3 separate regions of the Homo sapiens genome follow, and all the other regions are linked to region 2. A link is a loop called in an ENCODE intact Hi-C map of the cell type or tissue named here. Cell type or tissue: mammary epithelial cell. All regions are shown on one strand. Each heading gives the region's core, and the rest is flanking DNA. Links, peaks and the distances in the headings are about the cores only.

Region 1 (5,840 bases), core at 327-5,326, 270 kb after region 2:
TTTACCATAGCCAAGTTTCCTTAAAGAGTCAGGTGGTAAAGGCAGGCTAAGCCACCTAGAGGCTTCTTTCTCCCAGGGATGTGGGTTAATTAGAAACTAGAAGTGGCTGAGAAAAGCAACATGCCCTCCTCCACCTGGCAGGCAGAGCGGAGCGAACAAGAAGGGAGATGCATGACTGTTGGAGAAAGAGACAGAGCTGAGGGGCACACACCTGCTCGGAGAACCAGGAAAGCATCAGCTAGTGCAAATTTCAGAAAGTGTAGCTCTTACTAACTTGTTGAATAGCTGAGTATATTAATGAAATGATTAGGTATGGGATTTTTACTGATTAAGATAAATGAGAATAGGATAAGAACACTCCAACACAGAATTATTCTAGTCAAGAAAATTCCATAGTACATGATGGGAACTGATTTTTTTAAAGGATGCTTATGGACAAAGATTGGCAGGAATATGCAAATATGAAAAAAATAGTTGCTGGGGTAGGGTAATTAGAGTATGAGTGTTTTTCTTCCTTTCCTTTTCTAAAAATCTTTTAATGATAATTGGTTTTATAATGAATTTTTTCAAGCAAGAAAGGAAAGAAAAATGGCTTTTGAGACTTTAGTGACTGATGTTTTATATTTGAGTTATTTAATGCTTTTAGCTGTAGATATGATTTGGTATATATCTATCTCCTTTGGCAAGGTGTAGTACTTCTCAGGGATTTTACTTTTTCAGGTCCCACATAACTGTGTCTGCTCAGCTACATGTGTAAGAAATTCCAGTTTCCACAGGTGACAGGGAACAGATGTAAAACAATATTTTAACATAGAGAGCTTTGCTATTCAAAGGGTGGTTCACGGGGCAGAAGCACTGGCATCACTGGGAACTAGTTAGAAATGCAAATTCTTGGGCCCTGCCCTAGACCTACTAAATTTGAATTGGCATTTTAACAAGATCCCAGGTGATTTGTATGCACATTAAGATTTGAGAACCACTGTTCTAGAACAGTGGTTTTCAAGCTTGGGAATGCATCAGAATCACCTGGAGGACTTAGTAAAACAAGGATTCCTGGGCTCACTTCAGAGTTTCTAATTCAGCAGGTTTTGGAGTGGGACCTGCGAATTTGCAGAATGGAGCTGCAGATTGAAGACCACACTTTGAGAACCACGGTGTTAGAGAATGAAACAAAAAGACATAGCCCCTGGTGTGGGAATAAGTGTGCCTCTCACCTTGTATAACTTGTATAACACACGAGGATTTTGTATAAATGGATTTTTGTATCTGTGTGACTTGGGTAGGTCTTTTTTTTTCTTTGGGCTTCAGTTTCCTCAACAGTGAAATGGGTGAATTGGACTTGATAGGCTTGAATCTTCCTTCCTTCTACCGCTGATCTTTCTTAACATTTGATTCTATCATGTTGGTATGTCAGAGCAGATCAGAGTAATTATATTTATAAAAATTTCTGCTGTTCTTATTAAGAATGTTCAGTGAATTCTTCAATCACTGTGCGTTGCTAGGTTCACTGCTAGTGTATGATCTTAGCATCATGTCCTGTGTAGTTCTATCCCGGAATCAATCCTCAACAGCCACTTTCTACTCAGATGCTTGATGGTGTTCACCTTTGTGTATTCATTTGACACATAGTTATCAATCACTATCTACTCCCTGCCATCAGGTTAGCTGCTATGATTAAATCCAAATGAATTAATTAAACTCAAGAGATAAATGTTACAACAGATAATAGAAAAACCAACTCAACTAGTTGAAACGATCAAGGGTATTTATTTGGTTCATGTATTTGAAAAGTCCAGTGGTGATGTGGGCTTCAGGAGAAGCTTGAGCAGGCCTTGGGCTCCATTTCTCATTGGCTCTATATTCTGTCTTCTGTGTACTGGCTTTGTCCTCCTCGAGCTGACGTCCTCCCTGGCCTCATGTCTATATACCCTGCTTTCTTGAAGAATGTGAGTTCCTGAAGGACAGAGACCCTACCTCAGTTGCTCATTGAAGTATCTGCCATTGCCCAGAATAGTGCCCGGAATGCAGTGGACCTTCTGTAAATCCCTGCCCCTAAGCGCTTTGTCCCTAAGAGTCACCCCCAGTGGACTGACTTGGATCACATGTTCCTCTGGACTAGTCTCTGTGGCCAGGGTCATGGACTGTCACTGATTAGCCTAGTGTCATGAACCTCATCCATCCTTGCGTTGGTTTACCCAGACTCACAGGAGGCCCTACACCGACATCTGGAGATTTTATGACGCATCTCTTGAAGGCAACGACTCCCATCCACTGCAGTCCACCTCTTTGGCTGCCAACACATACTCTTGTACTACATATGCACATTTAAAAATACTCCATCTACATATGATATACTCACCCCATGCCCGCGGGGAGACGCTGTGGAGTTTTACTTAGTTTCTGCCTACAACTCCCTGTCCAGCATCTCTCAACACTGTGAGTCCTCTTCATCCTCTCCAGATAGAACTCTTTATGGCCTAGGCACTGACTTGTTAAATGGTAAGCTGTTTACACCTCAACACACCCAATATACACCAGTGGAGAAAGAATATGAAAATTGCAAAAAAAAGCAAACAAAACTATACCACTCCCATTTGGAAAATAGTAAAATTGGAAAGCCACATTGTGGCCACTGGTCTGTGGTCCCCGGTACCTTCTTCTGGCAGTGCATGCTTTCTTTGGTTAGCTAGTCTGGGGTGGAAAGTTCTTTCTTGTCCATTGTCTTCTCTGGACTCCTCTGAGATGAATATTAGAGAAGGCCTCTCTTCTGTGCTACTTTGACGGATGCCCCCTACTGGATGAGGATGGGAACTTGAAGTATGTCTTAAGGTTTGAGCAATCAAAGGCCATTGCCAGCCAGGCTTGACAATGTGACTCTCTCTAAAGACGTTAGATTACCAGTCCGTACACTTCCCAGTCAATATCATGTGCCAATAACTGCAGCAAGAGATACTGCTGAGTCAGTCTTAAGTCTGAGCATTGTCTCCTAGCAACAGAGCTGCTTGCTCTGCTCATACCCTAGCCCTTCATTTCATAGCTTCGGCCTCCATATTGGGCTGTACCTCCTAGGGGGTCCTCTTTGCCTTAGGATAGGGCATTACCACTGCCGTTTGCTTACTGGCTGTGCCGCAGCTGCACCCTCACAACAGAAGTAATTGTCCTCACTGCCAGAAAGAGAGTAAGAGAGTTTATTTATTTTTATTTTTATTTTTTATTTTGAGACGGAGTCTTTCTCTCTTGCCCAGGCTGGAGTGCAATGGCACAATCTCAGCTCACTGCAACCTCCGCCTCCTGGGTTCAAGCGAATCTCCTGCTTCAGCCTCCCAGGTAGCTACAGGCAAGCACCACCATGCCTGGCTAATTTTTGTATTTTTAGTAGAGATGGGTTTTTTTGCCATGTTGGCCAGGCTGGTTTTGAACTCCTTACCTCAGGTGATCCGCCTGCCTCGGCCTCCCAAAGTGCTGGGATTACAGGTGTGAGCCACCACTCCTGGCAGAGGGATTATTTCAACAGTTGTTTGTGCATGGTCTGGGGATTCACACTTCCTGGTGAGCCCAATCTTATGTTTCACTGTGGTTCCCACCACCTATCTTTGCTCACATACAATAGCATCACTTTTCCATCCCTACCAGACTCCAGATTATCATAATCTCAGGAAATTTGGATTATAGGCCACAGCAATAACCTCACAATAGCAAAGCCATTTTTTTTCTCTCTTTTCTCTCAATGGGCCACTTTGAACCAAAGGTTGTCTTTTTGTTGTAGGACCTTACTTTTTGTTGAAAGCCATATGAAGTAATCAATTTATTCCAATATCCTAAAATTTCTTGTCTTCCATAGCTTTATCAGGTACATAGCCTGAGACCAAAGGAAAATGAAGCAGCAGTTTAACCACCCTCCTTGTCACTGCATGACAAGTTTTGCCAATTCACCAGATTAGGGGCATGAGAGCTTGCTACTAGCCCAGTTGACATCTTGGCGCAAATTAGAAAAAACCTCCTCTCTTTCTCAAGTCACTTGACTGTCATTTTGCTAGAAAACTGTATTGCAAACATACAAATCTGTTGTGACTACCAATGTCATTGATGGCTCTGAGCTGTTCAAGGCACAGTGTGCCTGGAGGTCCTGAATGGCAACATCTTTGTTGCTTGTTGTCCCACCCCATTGGCTTGGTAATGTCTACCCTGCTGACATCATAGGGTCAATTATTTCCGCATCCCAATTCTGTTACCAAATTCTCAATTCACCGGTTGAAACTGATTACAAGTAGGCAAAAACCCAGTTTGATCTAACTTTTAAAAATGAATTTTATTGGCTTGTGTAACCAAGTGGTGTGGACCTCAAGTATGGGTTTGTCAGAATTCAGCTTCATTTCCCTGTGCTCTGTGAACTGGTTTTGTCCTTAGGCTGGCCTTCCTCCTCATGGTAGCAAGATGGCTATAGCAGCTCTAGCAGATGTAGGCTGCATGTTCATAGGGCAGAGCATCTAAAGGGAGAGAGAATACATTCTCCCAACAGTCTTGGAAGGAATTCTGAGCTTCACTCTGATAGGACCTGTTTAGGCTATATATTCCTCTCAATCACTGTGGCCTCCAGAATTAAAATGCATTGGTTGGAGCCTCAACCTTCCAGGACCACATAGCTCCCCAAGTCAAAATTAGAGCTTTTGGGATAATAGCTGTACATACTCCTGATGTAACTGCAATGCTAAAGTGCTGATGGCTTTCATTTATTGAGTCCTGCAATGTGCATTGGAGCCTCAAAATAACTTGTAAGGTAGGTACTATTTTTCTTTTTTCATTTTTTTTTTGAGATGGAGTCTCGTTGTGTCACCCAAGCTGGAGTGCAATGGCACGATCTCTGCTCACTGCAACCTCCGCCTCCCAGGTTCAAGTGATTCTTCTGCCTCTGCCTCCCAAGTAACTGGAATTACAGGTGCCCACCACCATGTCCAGCTAATTTTTTGTGTTTTTAGTAGAGGCAGGGTTTCACCAGGTTGGCCAGGCTGGTCTCGAACTCCTGACCTCAGGTGATCCACCCACCTCGGCCTCCCAAAGTGCTGGGATTATAGGTGTGAGCCACTGTGCCCAGCCAGGTACTATTTTTATCCCTAGTTTTACTCCCCTGTAAAAATAGATGAGAAAACTGAGGTTCTTATGTAAGTCACATGGCTGGCAAATACTAGAACAAGATTTGACCCAAAGTCTGCCAGGCTTTAATAAAGATGATGCCTTCTGGCTTCATCTAGTTGAAGCTGCATATTGTTCAGGGTCCCATCAGGAAACAGAAGACACATTCAAATGAGTTATATTAAAAGAAACTATTTACAAAGGTGTGGGGATGGCATAGAGAAACCACAGGGTTAGTGAAATACCCTGGGGCTGGTAACACTGGGAGGCTGTTACCTCCCCTAAACTTGGAGGGAGAAGGGAGGCAGTAGTTCCTGGACCCCAGAGAATATGTGAGCAGTATCAAAAAGGTGTCTCACCAGGTATGTCACCTTTGCTTGCGGGCCAGACTCGTGATGAGGAAGCTGGGGGTAGGAGGATAAATAGCCCAAACTCACTCTCCTTTCTCCCTCCCATCTTCTGTTGATCTTCCCAGTTGACCTCCCCTATTCAGGAGGCAGAGGGCATGATGCCCACTGGTGGGGGCTGCACTGACCAGCCTCCTGGACAATGACCAGGGTGAAGAAGGGTGTACTGTGGACCTGGAGGGTCAAATGGAAGATGCCCAGTATAGGGGAACTAGGGCGCATACACTAAATGGTGTAATAGAGCAGGTGTTAGGAAGCAGGAGTGTCACCATGGTTTTGGGCCACTAACTGACATTTAATTAA
Region 2 (5,840 bases), core at 433-5,432:
TGGTGGCACGTGCCTGTAGTCCCAGCTACTTGGGAGGCTGAGGCAGGAGAATGGCGTGAACCCGGGAGGTGGAGCTTGCAGTGAGCCGAGATCGCACCACTGCACTCCAGCCTGGGCGACAGAGTGAGACTCTGTCTCAAAAAAAAAAAAGTTCATCTTTTAGGTACATCAATATAATAAAAATCAATGTTGGTTAATATATTTTAACAATATTATAGAATTTTAACTGTTTAAACATCTCCTTTTCCTCTAAAATAGTGCCCTGGCTTGGACATGAAATTTCATGATCCTCCCCGGTATAACTTAACTTTGAAATCACAGGTATGTTTAGCATTGTGACATTCTGAAATGGAACTGTCGATAGAGGTATAAGAATAAGGAAGTATCTGGTTAGAGACCCCTAGAACACTAAGAGAGTGCAGATCCAGAATCATCATAATTAGGAGAAATTAGGGACACACACATGAGGGAGCAGGCCTGGGATAGTGCTCTTTCGGAACTAAACAAACCTCTGGACCTACATCAGAGAGAGGTATCCTATGGCAGTCCTGGGATTCTGCTTGTTATAGAATAGCATGCTTGTAGAGAATTGAAATACAAGATTGTAAATCCAGGGCAACTAAGAAACAAGTTTATTGAACTGGGTGAAGATGCTGGGAGTTCTAAAATTTGCTTGTGGGCTTTTCTCTTTAGTCACAGCAGTGGCCAGTGCTAACTGGGCATGTACAGTGTCCCAAATGTAACACCAACGATGCTGCACCCATTCCCAGGATGCCCCACAATTATCAGACAGTGCGTGCAAAGGCACGGGCCACAGCATCTACCAGGAGTGTCCTTGAAGGAGTTTATAGAATTCTTTGTTTCTGTGTTCAGCCAATGCAAAAGAAGGGAAGAGCTCACTAGTGCTGAAGGCACTAACTTAGAAGAAAGCAGAGACAGGGAAAGTGTGAAAAAGAAATCTATTCTGTTAAAATTTTAGTTGGCAGATTTGAGAGGTGTATTAGTTTTCTAAGGCTACAGAAACAAAGTACCATAAACTGGGTGGCTTAAAACAGCGTAAATTTACTTTTTCACAGTTCTGGAGGCCAAAAGTCCAAAATCAAAGTGTTGGCAATGATATGCTGTCTCTGAAGCCTCTAGGGGAGGAAGGGTCTTTTCTTGCCTCTTCCAGCTTTTGGTAGCCCCAGGTATTCCTCGGTTTGTGGCCAATCTCTGCCTCTATCTTCACACGGCTGTCTTCCCTCTGTCTCTCTCTCTCTCTTCCTTTCATAAGGACACCAGTCATATTGGATTAAAGGCCTGACCTACTCCAGTATGATCTCATCTTAACATTCATCTTAATGATATCTGTACACTCTATTTTCAAATAAAGTCACATTTACAAGTACCAGGGGTCAGGTTCCATACATCTTTTTGGAGATACAATCCAGCCTGTAACAGGAGGTTTAACAATTCCTATCAAGAATCTTGAAGAGGCTGGGCACAGTGGCTCACACCTGTAATCCCAGCACTTTGGGAGGCCAAGGTGGGTGGATCACCCGAGGTCGGGAGTTCGAGACCAGCCTGGCCAACATGGTGAAACCCCATCTCTACTAAAAATACAAAAATAAGCTGGGTGTCATGGTGCCTGCCTGTAATCCCAGCTACTCAGGTGGCTGAGGCAGGAGAATCGCTTGAAGCTGGGAGGTGGAGATAGCAGTGAGCTGAGATCCTGCCACTGCACTCTGGCCTAGGTGTGACAGAGTGAGACTGTCTCAAAAAAAAAAAAAACAAAAAAACAAAAAAACAAAAAAATAGAATCTTGAAGAAACTCCCTTTTCAGTGAAAGAAAAATGTGTAACACTCAGATTGTGGGTACCTTCAGAAATCTTCAAGAAATGTTATGCAAACATAAGATAAAGAGAAATTTGAAATGTCAGAAAAAGTTCCATGAGTTTGTGCTGTCCAGCAACATTGCAATAAATGATATCTTCAAGGTTTTCCTGGGAGAACCTACCACAAGACAAATTTTCTCATTTCCAGAAGAGATATCTGAGTGATATGTGTAGTCTAATTGAATGGAATACAGATGACCAAAGCTCAGTTAAGATAAAGTGACACTGTGTAGTCACATGTGCCATTTGAAATACTTAATACTATTACTGACCCCAAAGAAAATATAAATGCAAGCCAAGTCACATCTCTGCAGAATCACAAGCATACCGGCCAAGATCTCTTTTCTTTTAGAACATTTCCCCAGGAAACATAAAGTAGTTCATATAAATATGCTGACATCTTTCAACAGCTGGAAGGACTCATTCTGGGTGTTAACACAGCAGGGAACTGGAAGAATCAGAACTGGAAGAAGAAGAAGTGATTGGCATGCTGACACGCTGCTGTAAGAATTGCAGTGGGGAACAATTACATTGCTCAAAGAACACTTCACAATTGGAGGGAAGAGAATTATGTCAGTGCTGAAGGATTTCACAGCTGTACTCCAAAACAAACCTGGAAATGTACATTATAGGTACTGGAAGCAAAAGAGTCTATTATTTTGTCTTCTTTTAGGTAAGTGGTAAAGTGCTGGGAGGTGGCAGAAATGATAATTCTAAAGGGGCAATTCAGCCTCCTTGTCAGACTTGGGTCTTGCTGGTTGTCATTTCCATATGTGTCACTACTTCTTTGGAAAAGCAGGGCTAGGCTTCGTATAGAATATAAGCATGAACCCAGTCTGAAAATTTCTTTTTCATTCTACCCAGAAATGATTCTCTTACTATATTGATTTAGGGCTCAGAAAGTTCCTAACATCAATTTGTAGAGATACTTTTGGTATATAACTGAAGGAACAGTTAAAAAAAATCTGATTTAGAAACACTGGATGGGCAAAACAAATTTAAGACTTTGATTTAAGAAAGCCCCTAGGGTTATTCCAAATTTAAGTAAGGGTGATACACAGAACACAGTAACCTAGTTTACTGCTTTACCTTCCTCCCTGCATGTAGACGGGATTATAAGGTGCATGTGCATCTTGTTTGGGTTATTAAGCCTTTGCTCCTTACCTCCTGACCTCTTCCTATATATCCTGCTGTGTCACACTGCGTTGGGACCTTACCAGGTCCAGCCCTCCTTTGCCAGATCCTTCTCAAATTCTGTCACTAGGGGGCACTAGAGGGAGACTGGAAGGAGGCTCATGCCGTCAGGACGGGCTTATTCTTTTTTTTTTTTTTTTTTTTTTTTTTTTGTACTTTAAGTTCTAGGGCACATGTGCACAACGTGCAGGTTTGATACATAGGTATACATGGGCCATGTTGGTTTGCTGCACCCATCAGCTCATCATTTACGTTAGGTATTTCTCCTAATGCTATCTCTCCCCCAGCTCCTCACCCCACAACAGGCTCCGGTATGTGATGTTCCCCTCCCTGTGTCCAAGTGTTCTCATTGTTCAATTCCCACCTATGAGTGAGAATATGCGGTGTTTGGCTTTCTGTCCTTGTAATAGTTTGCTGAGAATGATGGTTTCCAGCTTCATCCATGTCCCTGCAAAGGACATGAACTCATCCTTTTTTGTGGCTGCATAGTATTCCACGGTGTGTATGTGCCACATTTTCTTTATCCAGTCTATCATTGATGGACGTTTGGGTTGGTTCCAAGTCTTTGCTATTGTGAATAGTGCCGCAATAAACATACGTGTGCATGTGTCTTTATAGTAGCATGATTTATAGTCCTTTGGGTATATACCCAGTAATGGGATTGCTGGGTCAAAAGGTAATTCTAGTTCTAGATCCTTGAGGAATTGCCACACTGTCTTCCACAATGGTTGAGCTAGTTTACACTCCCACCAACAGTGTAAAAGCATTCCTGTTTCTCCACATCCTCTCCAACATCTGTTGTTTCCTGACTTTTTAGTGATTGCCATTCTAACTGGCATGGGATGATACTTCATCGTGGTTTTGATTTGCATTTCTCTGATGACCAGTGATAATGAGCATTTTTTCATGTGTCTGTTGGCTGCATAGATGTCTTCTTTTGAGAAGTGTCTGTTCATATCCTTTGCCCACTTTTTGATGGGGTTGTTTGTTTCTTTCTTGTAACTTTGTTTAAGTTCTTTGTAGATTCTGGATATTAGCCCTTTGTCAGAGGGTAGATTGCAAAAATTTTTCCCATTCTGTAGGTTGAGGAGGGGCTTATTCTTTTCTGTTTTGAGTTTGGTTCCTATAATAAACAGTTGCTTCTCACCCAAGCAACTGTTTGCCCCAAGTGGTGGCAGTTGGTTCCAGTTCTTTTCATACTTCCAGAACTAGACTCACTATGCTCTCTTAGAGCCACCTGCCCAGCCAGTCAGTGCCTGTTACTTTGATGCCTGAGCCTGGCATGCAGGGACCCTCGTCCAAGTCACCCAGACACCATCAACAGCCTCAATGGCATCTGACCCTCTTCAGAGCTGCTGAGACATCAGCACCTTTCCCTGAGCTTCTAAAAACCCCATCCTTGCCCCCTTTATTCTCCTGGCCTGGAGGGTGTCGCTGCAGTGGTCGCCTTTGCCTTTTCAGCTCTCCAGTATCTGTTATCTAATTCCTTTTGTGAAATTTCTTCTGTTAACAAACTGATGCTGAGTCTCTTTTCCTGACCTCATCCTGACTGAAAGGCACCTATATCTTCATACATGCTCTCTGCTTACTGTTTATGTAGCCATGGTGTTCGATGTGTCTGTAGGTCATTTTCTGCCACGTAGAGCAATAAGAATTAGATGGATGCATATGTTTTTGCACAGAGCTTAAATACATCATCATGCAATCTGCTTTGCCTAATCCTCGATCCCTCCCCTTAAATAATGCTCTGGCGTGTTTAAATGCTGCCTGACCTGAGGAATCTTTATGGTGGGTACTCAGTCATTAGCTGAGTCATTATATTATTACATTTCCTGCATGGAGAGTGCAGCAGCAACTTCAGATAACAGCTTTGAAGAATGCTTAGACCATCTTCACTTACTTCTGTCTCTGTCCTAAAACTCAGTGAATTATTGTCTTGGGATAGTTGAAGCTAAATATTTGAGACACAAAAGATTCACTATTAGGTACTAGAGAAAAGCTGCCATAATAAAAGAAAAGGACCACTTTATTAAATACCAACTAGGGCAGATCATTCCTGGGATTAGCATAGTATCATAGGAGATTTGCTCTTCACGCTAGTATCAGACTACTCTGTGATTTAATCCACATAGTTGCAATGTAGGGAGCTGTCAGCCAAGAGTATCTTGGGAACCTTTTATAATGGCTATAAGATGCAGATTTAGGAGTAGTACTCCTTCACATGCATGAATATGAAATATCCAGTGGTCTATTTGAGCAGAAAGTTTTTACTCATAGAAAGAACTTGTGCCATCTCTGAGAGCTTTAATGAAAACAAACCTTATAAACTTGGACAATAAATCATAAACAAACTTTGATCAGGTCTACACGACCACCATTAACAGATTCTTAGAGATTGCAAGCCTTCCAAATCAACACGTAAACAACCCAGAAAAAATCAGTGGGAATCCAGATTAAGCAGATCTTACACGGAAAGCAGACATTGCACTAAACAATTTTTATGCTTAAAAAAGAGAAGGGGTAAATGTAGTCATCAATTGTGAGAATTTTGTAGTTGTTTGAAGCATTATCCTTGGTGTCTCTGGAGTTCCAGAAGAGCTCAAGTGCACAGAAAGATTTCTCCACAGCAACTTGAAATCACAGAGCATTTTACACCAAACTTAGAGATACAGATGTATCAGAATGTAGATGTACCAGAATTTGCAGTAAATGAAAGAAGCATATCTATATAATGTAACTAACCTCTATTTCCTTGTCTTTGACTTCTGAGCT
Region 3 (5,840 bases), core at 327-5,326, 500 kb after region 2:
CCTTGATTAAGTCACCGGGTGTCTCTAGGCTCCTTTCCTGTTCTTCCGGTGGGGATAGTAACACCTGCCTCATCTCACTTGGTTCTTGGAGAATAAAGAGACATAATAGATGATAAAGGGTTTTGCAGATATAATAAGCTGCTATTACTTCTTGGCCTTGGCATCACCACAAAAGCAGTGGCGAGGTTCCTGTTGAGCTCTGGCAGCTTCTCCAAGGTGACCAGTCTTTAGGAAGGGGGAAGACGGTGGGGGAGAAAAGCAAGATGTGTTGGCAAGCTCTACTTAGAAATGCCACCTTGGAGATACCTGTCAAAACTGCTCCATGCCAGATGGGTGCATCTACTTGCAGGGCAGTGTGCTGTGGTGGTTAAGATCCTGGAGGACCTGAGTTTAAGCCCCAGATCACCCTCTGGTTAGCATGTGACCTCAGGCAAATTAAGCAAATTTTCTGCACCTCAGTTTCTTCATCTGTAAAAGCAGGATAATCATAATACCTCAACTCATAGCATCCTTGTAAGGATTAAATGAGTTCATATAAGTAAGACACTTGCAATGTTGCTTGGCACATAGAAACTTACATGTAACTGCTAGCTCTTATTAAGTTTCTAATACCAAATTCATCAACTAAACTTCTGGAAAGAAGCCATGGGCTGGCTTTATAGGAACCAGAATACTGCCTAACCCCAGCTACTCATACTTTACTATGCATAGGACTCCCCCAGGGATCTTGTTAAAATGCTGATTCTGATTCAGTGGGTCTGGCCTGTGGGCTGAGATTTTGCATTTCTAACCAGCTCCCCAGGGATGCCAGGGCTGCTACTCCTGAGACCACACATTGAGGATCAAGAGGTGAAGGGATGCTACTGGCTGAATTTCGTGGCACTTGCCTTCACCAGCCCGGATATTTGGCTATTTCAGGAGGCTGGTGGGTCAGCGGCCCTGTGCTGCTTCATTCCGCCCCCACCTCCCACCCCCAGGGAGCTGCTACCCAGAGCTTCCTTCCTGGGGAAAAGGAATGATCTGCATACAAGAGGGATGAGCCTGGATTTACCACCCAACAGGCTCTGACAATCTGTCTTGCTAGGATATTCCTGATCTATTAGAAATGACACAGAAATCCATTCCTAAAAATTCCTAGCAGCTGAGGACAGTGAGAAGGCTGCTGGGAGAAAAAGCAGTGAGTGGGTGGGTGTAGCTCCCCACTGGCTGCCCCAGATCTTGACAGGCTGGGCTGGTAAGTCTGTCCCTCCTGAGCTGTGTGGTTGGGGAAGCTTACCTTCCCTGAGGAAGCCTGGCTTCCTCAGCAATAAGTGGGAATCACAAGAAGCCCCACTTTATAGATCAGTATGCATGCATGTGAACAGTTCAAGACTGACTGTTAAGTTGAAGAAAGCAAATTGCAGCAAAGCATAATTTCATTTTTTAAAAATGTACAATCATATTTGCAAACCCATGGGAAAGTCTAGAAAAATACATATCAAACTGTTAAGAGTAGTTACCTTGGGGAGAGAGAGGTGGGATTATAAGATACTTTTACTTTCAATATTGTGAATATTGTGAATTTCTATATTGTTTGATTTTTAAAATAATGAGTATTTATTACTTTTGTAATTGGAAAGCCTCCATTAAAAAAAAATCTGCTTCAAATGGCTAGTGTCAGCCTTCTGGACCACATGGGGAGAGAGGGATTTCCATACGGTCCCTTCTAAGCAGCACAGGCCACAGGGGCTGGGGGCAGAAGCCCTGGCTGAGGGGCTTAGCTCTGCCACGCAGTCCTGCGCAGGTTCCTCCATCTTCCTGAGCCCCTGGTTTCTCATCAGCAAAATGGGAATAATAACAACCTGAATCAGGAGGTCACCATCCAGGGAACACCATGAGGACTGAGTGATAGCACCTTCGCCCAAGCCCGGACACTCCGCTCCTCCCCAGAGAAAAGGAGGAGGGCAGGGCTGCAGGAGGGCCTGGGAACTCTGCTAGGCTTCTTAGGGTAGCACTGAAAGCTCCCACAGTTGGGCATTCCTCAGACCAGGAAAGGAGAGGAACAGAACCTGGTGCCTGGAATATGACAAAGTCAACTTACCCTATGTTCCACTCTAAATCTTTCATGCCTCCCAACCTCTGCTCATGCTGATCCCACTCCCGGGCTTGCTGTTCCTGCCTCCTGATTTGCCCTTGTCTCCCTCACCTGCTGCTTCCTACTCACCTTTCAGGAATCCTCTAGGAATCTTCCCTGAGCCCCTGGTGAAGTTGGGGGCAGGGAGCCCCTCTTGGCTGTTACATCAGCAGGCTGCATTTCTCTACCCTCCTGGGCTCACCTACTGCACAGTAATTACCTGTCTCCTCTTTGAGACTAAGAAGTGGGCAGGTAGGGGTCTTATTCACCTTTGAATCCCCAGCAGCTGGCAGAGTGCCAGGCACTTATTTTTACCTACCTTTTCCCTTGTAAACCTTTTGACATAAACCTCTTAGATTATCCTGGGATTTCCTAGTTGGCTCCTTTCTGCCAAGTGCGATCTGGCAGGACTATAAGGAAGGCAGAGGTAGGAGTGGGCTGGAGAGCTGGGGTGGCAGTGAGGGCATGGTGCCCTCTTGCGGCCAGGTGCAGGGGTGGCTGCAGCATCCTTACGGAAGAAAGGGAGGAGAGGACAGGTGGGCCGGTGAGCTAGATAAGATAGAGGAGGGTCTCTAGGAACAAGTAGAGGAGTGGGGAGATCACTGCATTGGCAGTTTCCCCAGCACAGCTAGGAGTGGTCCTTCTTCCATAGATCCCAGTGAGGGGCTGTGGCTTAGCTTAAAAGCATGAGAAAAGTTGGAGGAAGCCCAGAGACTGCTCCCTTGTGGAGAGGAGGACGCCACTTGGAGGTGCGTCAGGGAAATGCTTAGGCAGGAGGATGGACGCAGAGGTCCTAGAGGTGTGTGACCTGGGAGAGGGACATTGGTGCAAGGCTCCTGCTCACACATTGATGGAAGCCTGAGAATCGAGAGGCCCTCCAGCGAGGGAAACCAGACCGGCTTTCTCCGGCAGGGAACGCATACTTGGAAGCCTCTTGATCCTCCTCTCTGCTCCAGCCCTTACCGTGAGTAGGTCTTCAGCACACTGGATACCATTTTGTGCTTTGAGATGTTGGTGAGGGACCTGGAGGGGGCTCAGGCATCCTCTGGGGTATACACATCTGTTTCCAGGTGACATCTCTAGGACATCACACCCCGTTCACAGTACCTCCTCTATCTGCCCCCAGAACCCCACTCTTCCTGTGGTTTCAGAGATTAACTGGCGGAAGGGGCAGGTGAGAATGTAGGAAGTGGGGAAATCTAGGGAAGGTGGGTGGATGAAGCCAGCCAGCTAGGAAAGTGCTGACCCCAAAGGAGCCCCCCATGAGAGGCCCCCCTCAGCAGCCCTGCCTCCCACACCAGCCCTCTACCCTTAGCTCTCTCTAAAACAACAGAAAATCTTGCCTGGCTCCTCTCACCACCCAGCCCAAGAGAGGGAAAGCTTTCTTTTCTCTTTTCCTTCCTGCCCCTTCCCCATTTCTGGCCCCATCACCCCTTTCCAGGCCTCTATCCTTCTGTGTTCATCCTGACCTCTTCCCTGGCCTCGTGGCTCTCACTTTGAGAGTCAAACATGAGCTGGTTGGAGGAACACTGGGTCAGACATCCAGGGACCTGGGTATGCTGCTGATTTCACCACTGATGTTCTAATTTCTGAAAGCTCCCCAGAGCTCAGTGTCTTCACTTGCAAAGGGTTGGGAGGTTGGATTGGATAATCTGCCACAATCCTTTTAGTTCTGACATCCTGGGATGCATTAGGCTCCGTCAATCCTTGGCGACCCCTTTCCTAAAGCTGATCCCAGGGTCATAGTTAGAATGCATCAACTGCCTTAACTGATGTGAGACATTTCCTAGGGATATAGCCATATGGGAGATAACCTAGAGGAAATGTGAAAAGTATCCAATTCCTGAAACATCACTGTTTCCTCATGCCATGTGAGGAATCCCCACCCACAGAAGTCATCTGCTCCAGCCCCTGCATCAGGCCCAGAAACCAGAGCAGACAGACCCTGCTCACACTCTTTCCTTGCTTGTCATATGACCCAGGGACAGTATCAGATAGTTCCTGCCTTTACAGCCCTCTAGGACTTCACATTTCCAGTCATCCTCATGCCTGGCCCCTTGTGGGACAAGGGAGGGGTCTACCAGGGCCTCCTGAGCAGGGGGGCAGCCAAGGGAAGTACTTAGTTCACCAGAAGCCTTCATCAAGTTTCACTTCCTGGAGTCTAACTTAAACCTTTCTTGCTGCTGTATAAATCAATGTCCCCCAGTTCTGGCTTCCCCACCCTCCTCAAACTAAAGAGCTGCTCATTTGCATACAGCTGCCTCTCCCAGACCCATTTAACTCCCACCTCTCCTGGACTTTTCCTACAGGTTCTATTTTTTTCAACCTTTCATCATTTCTCCTATTGGCTCTGGCTGTGCTCCAGAGCTTCCAAATCCTTCTTAAATGTGACAGCTAAAATTAGATGCCGGGAGAAGGCCAAGTGCAGTGGGATGATCACACCCTGCCTGGCATGTGCCGATTCCTCCTTCCTGGGTCCTGTCCCAGCATGGAAGAGGCTGGTCCTTCCCTAAGGATGTTATTAGACTCCCAGTCCCCTATGATCCTGGGTCCCGTTGGGTTTCTCCTCACCTCCCCCTGGATTGATGAGGCTTGTGTTGAATTTCTACAAGCCTTGCCTTGTATTTCACCCATCCTGAATGGATCATTTTTCTAATCTGTCAAGGTTTCCCTGAATTCTATTTCCGCCCTCTTGGACTGGGTGTTTTCCTTCTGGTGCTCCAGGATAAACCATGATCTCATTCTAAGATGTTCTTAGCTGGTCCTGGGTTATTCATTAGTTCACTCACTTGTTCATTTAGTCAACAACTATTTACTCAGTTTTTCTTTTGTGCCAGCTACTGTGCCAGGCTTGGGGATGCCTCCATGGAGATTGCAGCCTTAAACTGGACAAGGGCCACTCAGGGGCCTGTGGAAGAATATAAGAGGGGTCTCACTCTGTTTCTGGGAGAAATCATTATAGCATATAGCAACTGTGTTTTGGTAATACCAGGCTATGATGTGTTTTTATTGTTGTTGTTGTTGTTTGTGTGTTTTTAAAATTAACCTCTGAATCTTGGTATCTTAATACAATAAAAATTTACTTTTTGCACATGTAAAGTCCAGTGTAGGATGTCTGATTCTCCAAGGCAGCTGTCCTCTCCTTGAGGATCCCTTCTGTCCACTGATGTCATGTCAACATGAGTGGGCTTCAGCTTACTGTAGCAGGAAAAGGAGAACTTGGAGAACTCACACCTGGTTTTAAGTGCCTTGGACCAGAGGGGATCCACTGCCCACAGCCCATTGGCCAGAACGGGTCACATGGATGGGTTAACTTCACCTCAAGGGAGGCTGGGAGATATAACCTTGCCACGTGCTCAGACAGAGGAAATGGGGAGGTGAACACAGAGCATTGTCTCTGCCATAGCAACTCAAGTGGCTGGATCCCAGAGAGAAAAGGTCGGGAGTGGCCATTACCTCCAAGATATAGGTTTAAGAACATGGTAGGAGGGGTTCCCAGAAGGTGAAGAAGATGAAAAGAAATGTGGGAACAGGGTGAAAGAGGTGGAGAGGAAGCAGAGGCGCTGTTACCCACAACCCCTCCCTCGCTTCACACTGACTGATTCCAGCAGCCAGGGACCACACCTTTTTCCTCAGCCACCTGTCTGCAAAGCAGCTCTTGGTCCTACAGAGGAGGGCTGGGACAGAAAGCCAGAGAGATCCTACCCAGGATGGGCAGTCAGGGTAA

Evidence for each region. Peaks named below come from ENCODE experiments on the same cell type or tissue, not always from the same donor. Only the 100,000 strongest peaks of a DNase experiment are listed, where the experiment ranks them.
Region 1: a loop joins it to region 2, with 16 times the contacts of the local background. A loop is called at or near these places in 3 of 110 quality-filtered maps.
Region 3: it touches region 2 in a loop (10-fold over the local background); 15 of 110 quality-filtered maps call a loop at or near these places.

The regions. Positions count from the first base shown.
Region 1 is chr6:40,547,412-40,553,251 of GRCh38, reverse strand. The region is part of intron 1 of LRFN2 (leucine rich repeat and fibronectin type III domain containing 2); the gene reads left to right. Among named protein-coding and RNA genes, the nearest start is that of LRFN2, 37 kb to the left of the region's middle. In mammary epithelial cell, for the core only: a CTCF peak has its summit at 2,788 (motif pointing left); no DNase peak of the experiment used is centred there.
Region 2 is chr6:40,821,790-40,827,629 of GRCh38, reverse strand. LOC105375053 (a long non-coding RNA gene) reads left to right here and starts at 2,287. Exons shown (of 3, transcript XR_926790.3): 1 at 2,287-2,547. In mammary epithelial cell, for the core only: a CTCF peak has its summit at 3,127 (motif pointing right); no DNase peak of the experiment used is centred there.
Region 3 is chr6:40,325,595-40,331,434 of GRCh38, reverse strand. No RefSeq gene overlaps it. Among named protein-coding and RNA genes, the nearest start is that of LINC00951, 27 kb to the left of the region's middle. RefSeq lists enhancers at 471-1,109, 1,110-1,748. In mammary epithelial cell, for the core only: a CTCF peak has its summit at 2,588 (motif pointing left); a DNase peak (open chromatin) is centred at 2,594.